3 separate regions of the Homo sapiens genome follow, and all the other regions are linked to region 2. Evidence: chromatin contacts called from ENCODE Hi-C or POLR2A ChIA-PET data. All regions are on one chromosome and are shown on one strand. Each heading gives the region's core, a stretch centred on a gene start or an enhancer-like site at or near the end of the contact. The rest is flanking DNA. Distances are from core to core; before and after follow the strand shown. Region 1 holds the start of F2 (coagulation factor II, thrombin). Region 2 holds the start of MDK (midkine). Region 3 holds the start of LRP4-AS1 (LRP4 antisense RNA 1).

Region 1 (3,655 bases), core at 1,027-3,526, 340 kb before region 2:
GGTGTCAGAGCAGCTGGGGGTTTGGGTTCCTGTTTGGTTCAGTGACACCTAAAGCTAGAAGGGGAATGTGACATCATCAAAGCTCTGACTAGGTGGGGGCAGAGACTCGGGTCAGGCAAAGGAGAATGAAGCCTTAAACATGAATTCATGGCCAGGCGCGGTGGCTCACTTCTATAATCCCAGCACTTTGAGGCCGAGGTGGGTGGATCACGAGGTCAGGAGTTCAAGACCAGCCTGGCCAACATGGTGAAACCCCGTCTCTACTAAAAATACAAAAATTAGCCAGGCGTGGTGGCGAGCACCTGTAATCCCAGCTACTTGGGAGGTTGAGGCAGAGAATTGCTTGAACCCGGGAGGCGGAGTTTACAGTGAGCCAAGATCGTGCCACTGCACTCCAGCCTGGGCAACAGAGCGAGACTCTGTCTCAAAAAAAAAAACATTAATTCATTAGTCCATTCATTCATTCATTCGTTCGCATGCCAGACACAGAGCCAGGTACAAAGAGACATCTTGACCCCAGGAATGGGAGCAATGTCAGATGCTGGGGACTGCCTCGGCCTCCACCAGCCACACTCCAAACCCACCCCTGAGCTCTTCTCCCAGGCTCCCCTCCATGTCCTGCTCCCCAAACCCGTGTCAGTTGCTCACCTTCCAGACATGCAGCAAGCTTATCTCGAGGCGTCCTCGCTGTCTCACAAGCTGGAAAAGACCCAGGTGTTTACCTTTGGGATTGGGGTATGGCCAGGATGAGCTGGAGTCAGGGTGGATGGGATGTTGGTGAGAAACAGAAAGATGGATGAACAGATGGGAGGGACCAAGGAAGGAGTGGGGAAGGGGTGGATGGGTGGATGGCTAGGTGCAGCAGAAGATTCTCTGGGTAGAATTCTCTCACTGGGGTCCCCAGGCCTCCCTTCCTGGGGCAAATCCTTCCCGGTGCTCACCTGTGTACTTGGCCCAGAACACATCCTGAAAAACAAGGGCTGGGAGTGAGGCTACGGCAGCTCCTGTTTTGTGTTGTTTTAGTAAATGTTATGTCTCCTCCTCACACTTTCCTTTACCCTGGTCACGCAGGGGGCAGGCTCTGGGGAGGTTTGTGGCAGAGTTTCCTACTTTTGTTTCCAAAAGGAGAAGAATATTTGAGGATAGGGGAGTTCCTCCAACACACACACCGAGACTGAAAGAGGCTGGGGGAGATGGGAGGAGAGGGGGCAGTGGGACCCTGGCAGAGCCCTACAGACAGGAAAGGCGACACAGAGCTCCAGGAACACTGAGTCTTGAGCCCGGGGGCTTGTGGTGGCCTCCCCAGAGTCCCACCCCTCAAGGGTGGTGTGGGAGTCTGCCGCTGAGGAGGCCATGTGGACACAGAGCTCCAGGGCAGGTGGATGTCTGAAGACTGTGGAGGCCTCCCCATGTCATGGAGCTGCACAGGGACACAGTCCAGGCACAGAGACCCCCAGGAAAGGCTGAGGCCGCTCCTCTTGCCAGCCCTGTGAGGAGGGGCTCAGAGTTGAAATGAGGCTGTGAGCAGCGAAGGGGCTGTGGCGTTCCTCGCTTGCTTCTCTGTGGAAGTGTCTAGAGTTGGGCCCGGTCTGAGGCCCCGGCACCGTCCGAGCAGCCCAGGCTCACCGTAGCCGTGGAGGACTCCAGAGCCTCGAAGGCCTCCTCGTAGCTGCACGTCTCCTCCACGCACTCTCGCTCCAGGTTGCCCTTGCGCACCTCCTCCAAGAAGGTGTTGGCTCGCCGGACCCGCTGGAGCAGCGACCGTGCTTGCTGAGGAGCCAGGAACACTGTAAGGCGGTGGGGGGGTCATGGGACAGCGGCCTCAGGAACAGGCAGTCTTGGCCATTCTGGGGGCATGAAGCAAGCCCACCCTCCCCTGCTGGCTTCTGAGAGAGGCTGTCTGGGCTGGTGGAAGTGCCTGGAAGGCTGCTAAATGTGGCCCCCTGTGCCCCTCCTACACTGCCCCTTGCCCCCAGCCTGCTCCCTATATTGGAAGAGAGAAGCAGCCATTCTCTTTCCAGCCCTGAGCTCCTGACTTCTTCCCTAAGCTGGCCGCCTGGGGCTGAGACCTACTTAGGGGCCAGCTCTGTGTGCTCTGTCCAGCCAGGAGACCCCAGCCCATGGGCCCACACCCCAGTCCTCCAGCCTGTTCCAGCCTGCAAGCACTCCCTTACCATGCTGGCTGTGCACAAGGCTACACAGGGCAGCCAGGGCCAGGCAGCCAGGCAGCTGCAAGCCTCGGACGTGCGCCATAGTGTGTCAGCTCCTGGGTCACTGAGGAATTGTCTGTCCTGACCCCTCTGGGTTAATGTTGAACTAACATGAAGAAATCAGCGGAGAGGGTGAGGTCAGAGGGTCAGGGCCGTGGGGACGGGTGGGTAGATAGTCCTCCTGTCCATCTCCACCATCTGGGAGGACAGGTCCTCCTGGGAGCAGGGATGGATGGTCTAGGAGGAGTCACAAAAAAGGTCACTGTCACCCCCATCTCCCACCCTCCCCCTCTGAGATTTAGCCCATTCTGGCCAGTGGGGCTATGAGACTTTCCTGGAGCTCCTTCGAATCCTAACATATAGCGGTGGTTGCTTGTCATCTCTGTGTGCCTCAGTTTCCTCATCTATACAATGGGAATAATACTTTGTTGTGAGGACTAAAGGAGATTAGGAATGGAATGTCCATGGAATATCGTAAGTTCTTAATCAGATCTGCACATATAGGCCAATGTGGGGGTTTGTATAATCATAATACACAGATATCAAAAATAGAGACAAAGATAAAAGGTGTGGCCTGATGGAAGTTGCCCCTCGCCATGGGATGCACCAGGGATAGGAACAGCCAACATTTGCCCCAGCTTCTCAGCCACTGGAGGAGGGGCCCATTTCTCCTCCTTCCTGTCCAGGGTGCCTGGAGGTGTGTTTGTGTGTGGCAGCTGCCTGGGAGGAGTCAGGTCCAGGGACTCTTGGGCCTTTAGTCTATCTTCTGTCACCTCCCAGGACCTGCGCCTGTCCCGGAACAGGGGCTACTGAAATCCCTGGGTCTCCACTGAGGGGCCCTCCTTCTCCCTGGCTGCCTGCCCCATGGCAGGCCTAGAGAGGCTTCTGGTCCTACCCTACCCTCCGCCCTACTCCTGTCCCTCCCCCATTTCCTGTTTGCAGTACCCAAGGCAAATATTAGTCTAAGTAGGACAGAGGGACAAAGAGCAGGAACACGGGGAGGCACAAGTTCTCGCCTCGCCTCACCTGTCCTTTGGGCCTGGCTGTTTGGGGTCTGGACCAGGTCATGTGTGGGAACAGGGAGTGTTGGCAGAAAAACTGGGGACCAGGACTCCCGCAAACACCTTAATTCCTGGGAGGCCCATTTCTTATATATTTTCATATATATATTTTTAGGCCAGGCATAGTGGCTCACACTTGTAATCCCAACACTTTGGGAGGCCGACATGGCAGGATCGCTTGAGGCCAGGAGTTTGAGACCAGCCTGGGCAACATAGCAAGACCCTCATCTCTACCAAAAAAAAATTAAAAATTAGCTGGGAATGGTGGTGCATGCCTGCAGTCTGAGCTACTGAGGAGGCTGAGGCAGGAGGATCACTTGAGCCCAGGAGTTCCAGGCTGCAGTGAGCTATGATTGCACCACTGTACTCCAGCCTGGGTAACAG
Region 2 (3,532 bases), core at 649-3,148:
GGCCTGGGAGAGGGAGGGCGTGGGCCAGGCCCCATGTGACACCAGGGGCTCCTTGGCATCCAGGCTTGGCGTCTAGTCCTTTCCCTTCCCTTTCTTGGCTGTAAAACAAGAAAGAAATATTAATACCATATCAGCAGTTAGGCTGACCCATTGCAGACCGCCGGCTCCACAAACACCCGGGCATCAGGGAAGGAGAAGATTCTGCCCCCTAGTGGTTTCCAATCAGCTGACTCGGAAGCAGGGGATGGGGCAGCCATTGTGATGTGGACATGGGACATCCCCAGCTTCCTATTTCCACTTGGGATCAGAAAACCTTCAAGTTTCCAGTCCTAGTCCTGGTCACAGCAGCCCTGGGCATCCTCAGCCTCCTCACCTGAGAAGCGGGCAGATTCACCCCTGCCCTGCTGGCCTCGCTGGGCTGAGTCACGAGTGAGCTGAGAGGCCCAGGGTGGGCCTTGACCTCCTCCCAACACTAGAAAGGGCAGAGCTGACCAAATGCTGCCCGTGGCTGGAGAGCTGACAAAGGCAAGCCGTTCCAGGACACTCTCCCTGGGTCCTAAGCCAGATGCTCCAATGGAGTAGTTTGAGTTGGTCCCTATTTGGGCCAGGGAGGATTTATGTCCCCAGCATCACCTGCGGCCTCTCTTGTAGTGCCCATCTTCAGACTTTTCCAGGCAGGGAAGCCAAGTGAGGCGATGTCAGGAAGCCACTGGCCAGGACTCAAAACTTAAGGTTTAACTTGGAATTGTCCCCTCACAGGCGGGGGGGGGGGGGGGCAGCCCCCCGCGACAGCCCCACCCCCTTCTCCTTTCGCTGACCTTTGGCCTTTGCTTTGGTCTTGGGGGTGCAGGGCTTGGTGACGCGGATGGTCTCCTGGCACTGAGCATTGTAGCGCGCCTTCTTCAGGGTGCCTTGGCGGACTTTGGTGCCTGTGCCCCCATCACACGCACCCCAGTTCTCAAACTTGTACTTGCAGTCGGCTGGCGAGAGAGCGGCCCAGGTCAGCGCTGCGCGGCCCGCGGCCCCGCCCTCCGCCAAGGGTCCGCCCAGGCTTCGGCGAGGCTGTGCCCCCCGTCTCCTGCCCTCTGACTGCGCCCCGCCTCACCTCCAAACTCCTTCTTCCAGTTGCAGGGCACCCTGCACCGGATGCGCTGGGTCTGGGCCCCGCAGGTGCCCTCGCGGAAACCCACGCCGCAATCCTTGCTGCTGGGGGTGCAGGGCCCCCAGGCCCACTCAGCGCACTCGCTCCCCGGGCCGCCCTTCTTCACCTTATCTACAACGCGCGAGGAACAGAGTTCAGGACTGGGGCACGGGGAGACTCCCTCGGGAGCCGCCTTCCTGGGGTTCCAGGCTAGGAACCCAGGCGGCCCAGCCCAGAAGTGGAGGGGCCTCGCCTGCCCGTCCCCAGCCCTCCTTCGATCATCCCCCATCACCTTTCTTTTTGGCGACCGCGGAGGTGAGCGCCAGCAGGGCGAGGAGGGTGAGGAGGAGGAAGCCTCGGTGCTGCATCCTGAGGGGAGAGCCCGAGTCTGAATCCCTGGCCCGTCCCCTTCCCCACCGGGGGCCGCGTGCAGGGCCCTCCCACCTCCGCGTGCTCCACTTTCCAGGCCCCAAGTCGGGCTGCTAAGGTGGCGGCGGTGGGAAGACTTGGGGCGGCCCCTCGCCGCTAGCCCGGACGCACCGCTAAGAGGCGACTCCCCGGGGGACGCCTCGAGCCCAGGACGCAGCTCAGACCCCCACCCCCGCCTCCAGCCCCCAGCCCCTAGATCGGCCGCGGCCGGGCGGACCAGGGGCCGCCGCGCGCTCACTCGCTCGCTGCCCGCGCTGCTTCGCTCCCTCCCGCGCCGGGCCCGTCCCGCTCCGGCCGCCGCGGCCCCTTTTGTCTCCAGAACCGGTCTGAGCCGGTCACATGGGCCCCCGCCCCCTCTCCCCACCCCCCCAGGGAAGGACCCGCCCCGCCCCCTCCCCTCAAACCCGCACCGCCCCCGACCCCGGCGTCCCCGCCCCCGCTCCAGCCCGCGCCCCCCGCGCTTCTACTCCGGCGTCCGTGTTCCCGGCCCCGCGTCCTCGCGTCTCCCCGCCGGTGCCCTCTGCGCTGCGACGGCGGCCTCTCCCGGCCCCATCTTCCGAGCGGTGGTCTCCCGACCCCGGGCCCCGTCCCGCCCGCGCACACCGGCCCCCGGCCCACTCCCTGCGCCGCCGCCCGCTGCCCCCATCCCAGGTCGTCCCCTGCCGTACGCCAAGGCCCGGGCCGTTCTCAGGCCTCAGCTTCTCTTGCCTGCCGCGGAGCCCCGGCGCCTGTATAACCCGCGGGACCCGCTCCCCTCCACGGCCGGCTCAGCCCTGGCGCCCTGCTGGCTGCTGGGGAGGGGGCGCGGCCCACCTGGGGCGGTTTCCGCGGGTGGGCAGGGAAGCGCTCTGCTGTGCTGGGGGGAGTCTGGGACCCGGTCGCCCAGAGAAAGCCACGGGTGCGGTCGCCCAGTGCCTTTCCGGGAGCACAGGCTTGAGGGACTGCGAGTGGGGGTCCTGGGGGAGGAGCCCGCAGGCCTGGATTTGGTGAAACTTGGCGCTGACAGGAGCCGTCTGAGAAGTTCCAGATCCAGCCACATCGGCAGCTGCAAGTGCCCACCCCCTCTAACCCTGGGCCTGTGGCATTGCCTCGCCCGGTTCCCCCAAACCGGGAGAGCCCCCGAGGCCTGGGGGAGGGGCTTGCTCAAGGCCACAGGGCAAATGGGCCACAGAACCCGGGCTCGCCCCCGCCCCACCCCTCTTTCACTTTCATTGTTGTTCTCCGCGGGAAGCGGGAAGCCGGAGGGATCGGCCCCGCCCCCGGCCCCGACGAGCGCGGCCGCCGGGCAGAGGTCAGGAACCGGGCAGGCCCTGGGACCAACCACCAAACGGGAGCCGGGGCCCCAGGAAGGTGCTGTCGACAGCGTCCAGTCCCCCACCCCGAGGACAACCCCGCAGCCCCCGCTGCTTGTTAGACCTCCCCCGCAAAAGAAGAAAAGCAGAAAAGAAAAAAAAATCCACTTTACTGAGTCACACCCAGCTGTAAACATGTCACCGTGAGAGTCCCGCCCCCCACCCCCAGGCCGCACAGTCCGCGATGAAATGACAGGGGAGCGGGGAGGGTCGCCGGAGCGGGTGCCAAGCAAGGCAGGGCAGGCAAGTGCAGCAGGCGCTGAGTTTCCGGGAGGAAGCCCGGAGGAGGTGGGGTGGGGCAGGAGCGGGGGCTGGGGACCCGGCCGAAGACCAGGGGGCCCAGGAAGCCTCTTCCCGAAGGCCTCCCCCTCTCCAGCCCCTCCACTCCTGGGAGGGCATCTGCTGCGGCCAGGGAGCGCCCTGCCCCAGAACCCCGGCAAAGGCATATCCAACCCAGCCGTGTCTTGTTCCCTGTGAGCCTCCGGGTCCGGCGGGGTCCTCAGGGGAACAGGTGAGGCCCCCCCAGCTCCTGAGTCCAGCCCTAGGTCTGGGCGGCTCCTTAGGGGGCGGCATGGGGCTCTTTCCCTGGGGCCTAGGTCCCCCCGTGGCC
Region 3 (3,548 bases), core at 259-2,758, 460 kb before region 2:
AAGCCGGGTGCAGTGGCTCACGCCTGTAATCCCAGCACTTTGGGAGGCCCAGGCGGGAGGATCACGAGGTCAGCAGATCAAGACCAGCCTGGCTAACACAGTGCAACTCCGTCTCTACTAAAACTACAAAAAATTAGCCAGGTGTGATGGCACGTGCCTGTAGTCCCAGCTACTCAGGAGGCTGAGGCAGGAGAATCGCTTGAACACGGGAGGCGGAGGTTGCAGTGAGCTGAGATTGCGCCACTGCACTCCAGCCTGGGCGACAGAGCGAGACTGTCTCAAAAAAAAAAAAAAAAAAAGCAGTATTGCAGTAAACATCCTTGTACATTTTTCTTTGCATACTTGCACAGATCTGTACGATAAATTCCTCATAGTGGATTACTGGGCCAGAACTAGATTATGTACATTTTAGTAACTGTCAAATTGTCCTCCTAAAGGTTTGTACCAATTATACTCTTACCAATATTGACTTTGAGTGTCCATTTTTCCAAATCTCTTTATATTTTTAAAAACAGAGATGGGGTCTTGATAGCAAGACCCAGGTTGGTCTTGAACTCCTGGCCTCAAGCAATCCTCCTGCCTCGGCCTCCCAAAGCGCTAGGATTACAGGCATAAGCCATTGCACCCAGCCTGTTTTTCCAAATCTTGACCAACCAAAGGCTGTTGAACTTTTTCATCTCTGCCAACTTGACAATGAAAAAACATGTAATTGTTTCATTTACTTTTATCCATCCTCTCTCCATCTTTTAGCCTGTTGGGAATCTACACATTCTTTAAATCCTAGGTTAAAAATTCATCTTCCTCACAGATCCTCCCCCATCAAATTTCTCCTGTCTCTAAGCATTTATAGCTTTTCATTTATACAGTTATTACACTGCTTTGAATTTTAGTGACTAGTCTGTATGTTATATTCCTCCAACCACTGTAGATTACAAATTCCTTGGAAGTAAGGACCTGAACTCATTCACAGAAACACTGAATGTAGAGCTAAGCTAAAATTCTGGAGATCATGTTAACCAAGCCTCTCGTTTTTATAAGGGAATATTAAGCATTTGCAGGATGCGTTACAGTTCACAAAGGCTTTTCTCAGACATTCTATTAGTTATATTAACTCCTCCATTAAATTGTAAGGGAAACATCGTTATCCCATTTTACAGATAAGGAAACAACTCCAGAAGATTTACTGAGAAAAGTGATTTACTCAGAACAGTTCCAAGGTCAGAATCCAGCATCCTGGCTTCATTCGCTGTTACTTCCACGACATCTCAGCTGCCTCTGGTTTCCCTCACAGCACTTAGCTTCACAATCTCTAGGGAATGAAATGACCAAAAAAAATTGTCGGGTGTTGACAGCAGCCTGAACATCTGTAATTAAATAAAGCAAACATGCTGACGACCAAGGATGCCCGGGTCTACACACATTCTTTCGCCTTTCTTTCTGGAGTCGGCAGACTTGCCCCCGGCAGCGACCAGCGTCCCCACCCGTGCAGGCGGCGTCTGGTCCAGAGGGAAACACGGCTGCGCGCGGCCCCTTTAAGGCTGCGGGCGGCGCGTGCCCACAGGCCTTTCAAATGGACCAATAAAAGTCCGATGGGCGGTCCGTCGAGGACCAATAAAGAACGAGGACACTGCGGGGTGTGCGGCGGCCCAAGCGGTTTCAAACGGCTTAGAGCAGGCCGCTTGGTTCTGACCCAGCTGAGGTGAGTGGTCGGTGGGCCTGCCCCACCCGCGAGGCCCTCGAGTGCAGGCATCGCGCGCGCAGAGGAGCCCCTGAATCCTGGGCGGCTGGAGGTCTCCAGACGCGCGCCCCACTTGCCCCACGAACCCGGCAGGTCTGAGGCGGCGAAGCGAGCCGGAGGCCGGGGGACCTGCGGCGGGCAGGGCCGGGGGCGTGGGCGCTCGTGTGCGGCGGAGGCCGGGGTTGGGCTCCAGGTGGCCAGAGCGCGCCGCAGCGTGGCGCGGGTGGCAGCGTCCGCGGGGCGCGGGCGGTGCAGGGCCGCGCCTGGCGGCAGCGATTTACCAAGACTAGGGCGGGGGCCCCGAGAGCCGGCCCTGCTAGAGTGCCTCTCGCGTAATTGTCAAGTGAATGAATAAGTAAGCGCCTACGAGGGCTGTGGTGGTTGCGAAGGGCCTTGTCGCCCTGGAGCAAGGACAGCGGCACCGGGGCCTGGCCGCACACCTGTGTCCCTGCTGGCTTGCTGCGATGTGAACGATTCCGATCATCCACCACCCCGCCCTTAACGACTGGCTTTCTCTCTCTCAACGTGTCGGGAGCGTTCTGGTGTCCTTCCAGCCCTGGAGGTGTTGGGGAACCAATACAATAGCCAGCAGTGTGGGTTGGGCCTTGCTACTTTAAGGTCGGGCTCGGTGAACTAGATTCTTACTTTTGAGCTCTCCCCTCTACTTGTAATCGTGGTAATTGTTGAGCAGGATTGAAATGCATTCCGTTGTGTTTCTTGGATAGAAAATGATGAAAGGGTTGTTGCCAGAGTGGCTAGTGTGTGTTAGAAAATATATTCGTGTTGATGAATCTTAACAATGAGTTTTTTATTCAGCATCAATAGAGGTTGAAGTGGTTTTTGCAGAACTTGCCCCAAATTTATGCGTGGCTCTAATTTAATTCTCATGGGACCAAGGCATCAAATCTTGGCCCAGAAATGCTGCCTGTCTTATGCATAATTATAGTAATTGAAAACTCATTTTTAGAAAGGTGAGCTCCTCCTTCCTCCATTTTCATCACCCTGAAAAGTCCTTCTTTTGACCTAAAGAGCCAATAAATTAAGCTAAGAATCTTTTGAAACTTTAAGAAATTGTAGAAGACTTTGACTTCTCTGAAGTGACTGGACAAACTGTAATGCTTTTACCAAATTTAATGATATAGATAAAGGTGAAATCAATTTATTTTGCAACCATAAGTTAAATCTAGTTGGTAAACTCATGTAAAAAAATTTTTAAATAAGATTTTAGGCTGGGCGCGGTGGCTGACGCCTGTAATCCCAACACTTTGGGAGGCCGAGGCGGGCGGATCACGAGGTCAGGAGTTTGAGACCAGTCGGGCCAACATGGTGAAACCCCGTCTCTCTCTCTCTCTCTCTACTAAAAATACAAAAAATGGCTGGGCGTGATGGCGGGCGCCTGTAATCCTAGCTACTCGGGAGGCCGAGGCAAGAGAATCATTTGAACCCGGGAGACAGAGGTTGCAGTGAGCCAAGATCCCGCCATTGCACTCTAGCCTGGGTGACAGAGCGACCCTCTGTCTCAAAAAAAAGAAAAAAAATTTTTTAAAAGGCTGTTCACTGAGGCAATGGCAAGCAAAGGTATTCCGTAACAATTAACATGCCTTTTACTTTATTCTCCATTACTTTAAAGTCTTGATCAGTTTTGAATTATGTTTGAATTATGAACAGTGGGTGTGGTAATTCCATCGCAGTCTTCTACTACTGACAGTTCAGTTTTAGCAGCACCTGTTTTTTTGGTGTTTTTTGTTTGTTTGTTTGTTTGTTTTTTACCTTCACGGTTTATTGTAAAGGATGCTACAAAGCATACAGA

What was found. A loop is a pair of places that touch in the nucleus more often than their neighbours do. ChIA-PET counts read pairs that join two places held with the same protein, here RNA polymerase II (POLR2A). Pooled maps may share reads with other maps.
Region 1: a loop to region 2 is called in a map of A673, with 2.3 times the contacts of the local background. The contact joins the promoter of F2 here to the promoter of MDK in region 2. A Hi-C loop is called at or near these places in 1 of 168 maps with a recorded cell type or tissue (A673) and 1 of 50 pooled maps.
Region 3: a pooled map shows a loop between it and region 2 (16-fold over the local background). The contact joins the promoter of LRP4-AS1 here to the promoter of MDK in region 2. A Hi-C loop is called at or near these places in 1 of 37 single-sample maps with no recorded cell type and 7 of 50 pooled maps. POLR2A ChIA-PET finds 5 or more read pairs at or near these places in 2 of 52 experiments (WTC11 and activated CD4-positive, alpha-beta memory T cell).

Annotation. Positions count from the first base shown.
Region 1 is chr11:46,717,834-46,721,488 of GRCh38, reverse strand. F2 (coagulation factor II, thrombin) reads right to left here and starts at 2,276. Exons shown (of 14, transcript NM_000506.5): 1 at 2,175-2,276; 2 at 1,627-1,787; 3 at 942-966; 4 at 649-699. The coding sequence starts at 2,253.
Region 2 is chr11:46,380,035-46,383,566 of GRCh38, reverse strand. It overlaps MDK (midkine), which reads right to left and starts at 1,898. Exons shown (of 5, transcript NM_002391.6): 1 at 1,809-1,898; 2 at 1,434-1,510; 3 at 1,106-1,273; 4 at 819-980; 5 at 1-98. The coding sequence starts at 1,509. The coding sequence ends at 73. It overlaps DGKZ (diacylglycerol kinase zeta), which reads right to left. Exons shown (of 31, transcript NM_001199267.2): 31 at 3,016-3,532. RefSeq lists silencers at 914-1,208, 1,184-1,233, 1,654-1,763, 2,194-2,393, 2,824-3,033 and an enhancer at 2,533-3,167.
Region 3 is chr11:46,844,371-46,847,918 of GRCh38, reverse strand. It overlaps LRP4-AS1 (LRP4 antisense RNA 1), which reads right to left and starts at 1,508. Exons shown (of 3, transcript NR_038909.1): 1 at 1,420-1,508; 2 at 1,202-1,309. It overlaps CKAP5 (cytoskeleton associated protein 5), which reads left to right and starts at 1,639. Exons shown (of 44, transcript NM_001008938.4): 1 at 1,639-1,699. RefSeq lists enhancers at 1,245-1,364, 1,819-2,396, 3,455-3,548 and silencers at 1,575-1,654, 1,835-1,984.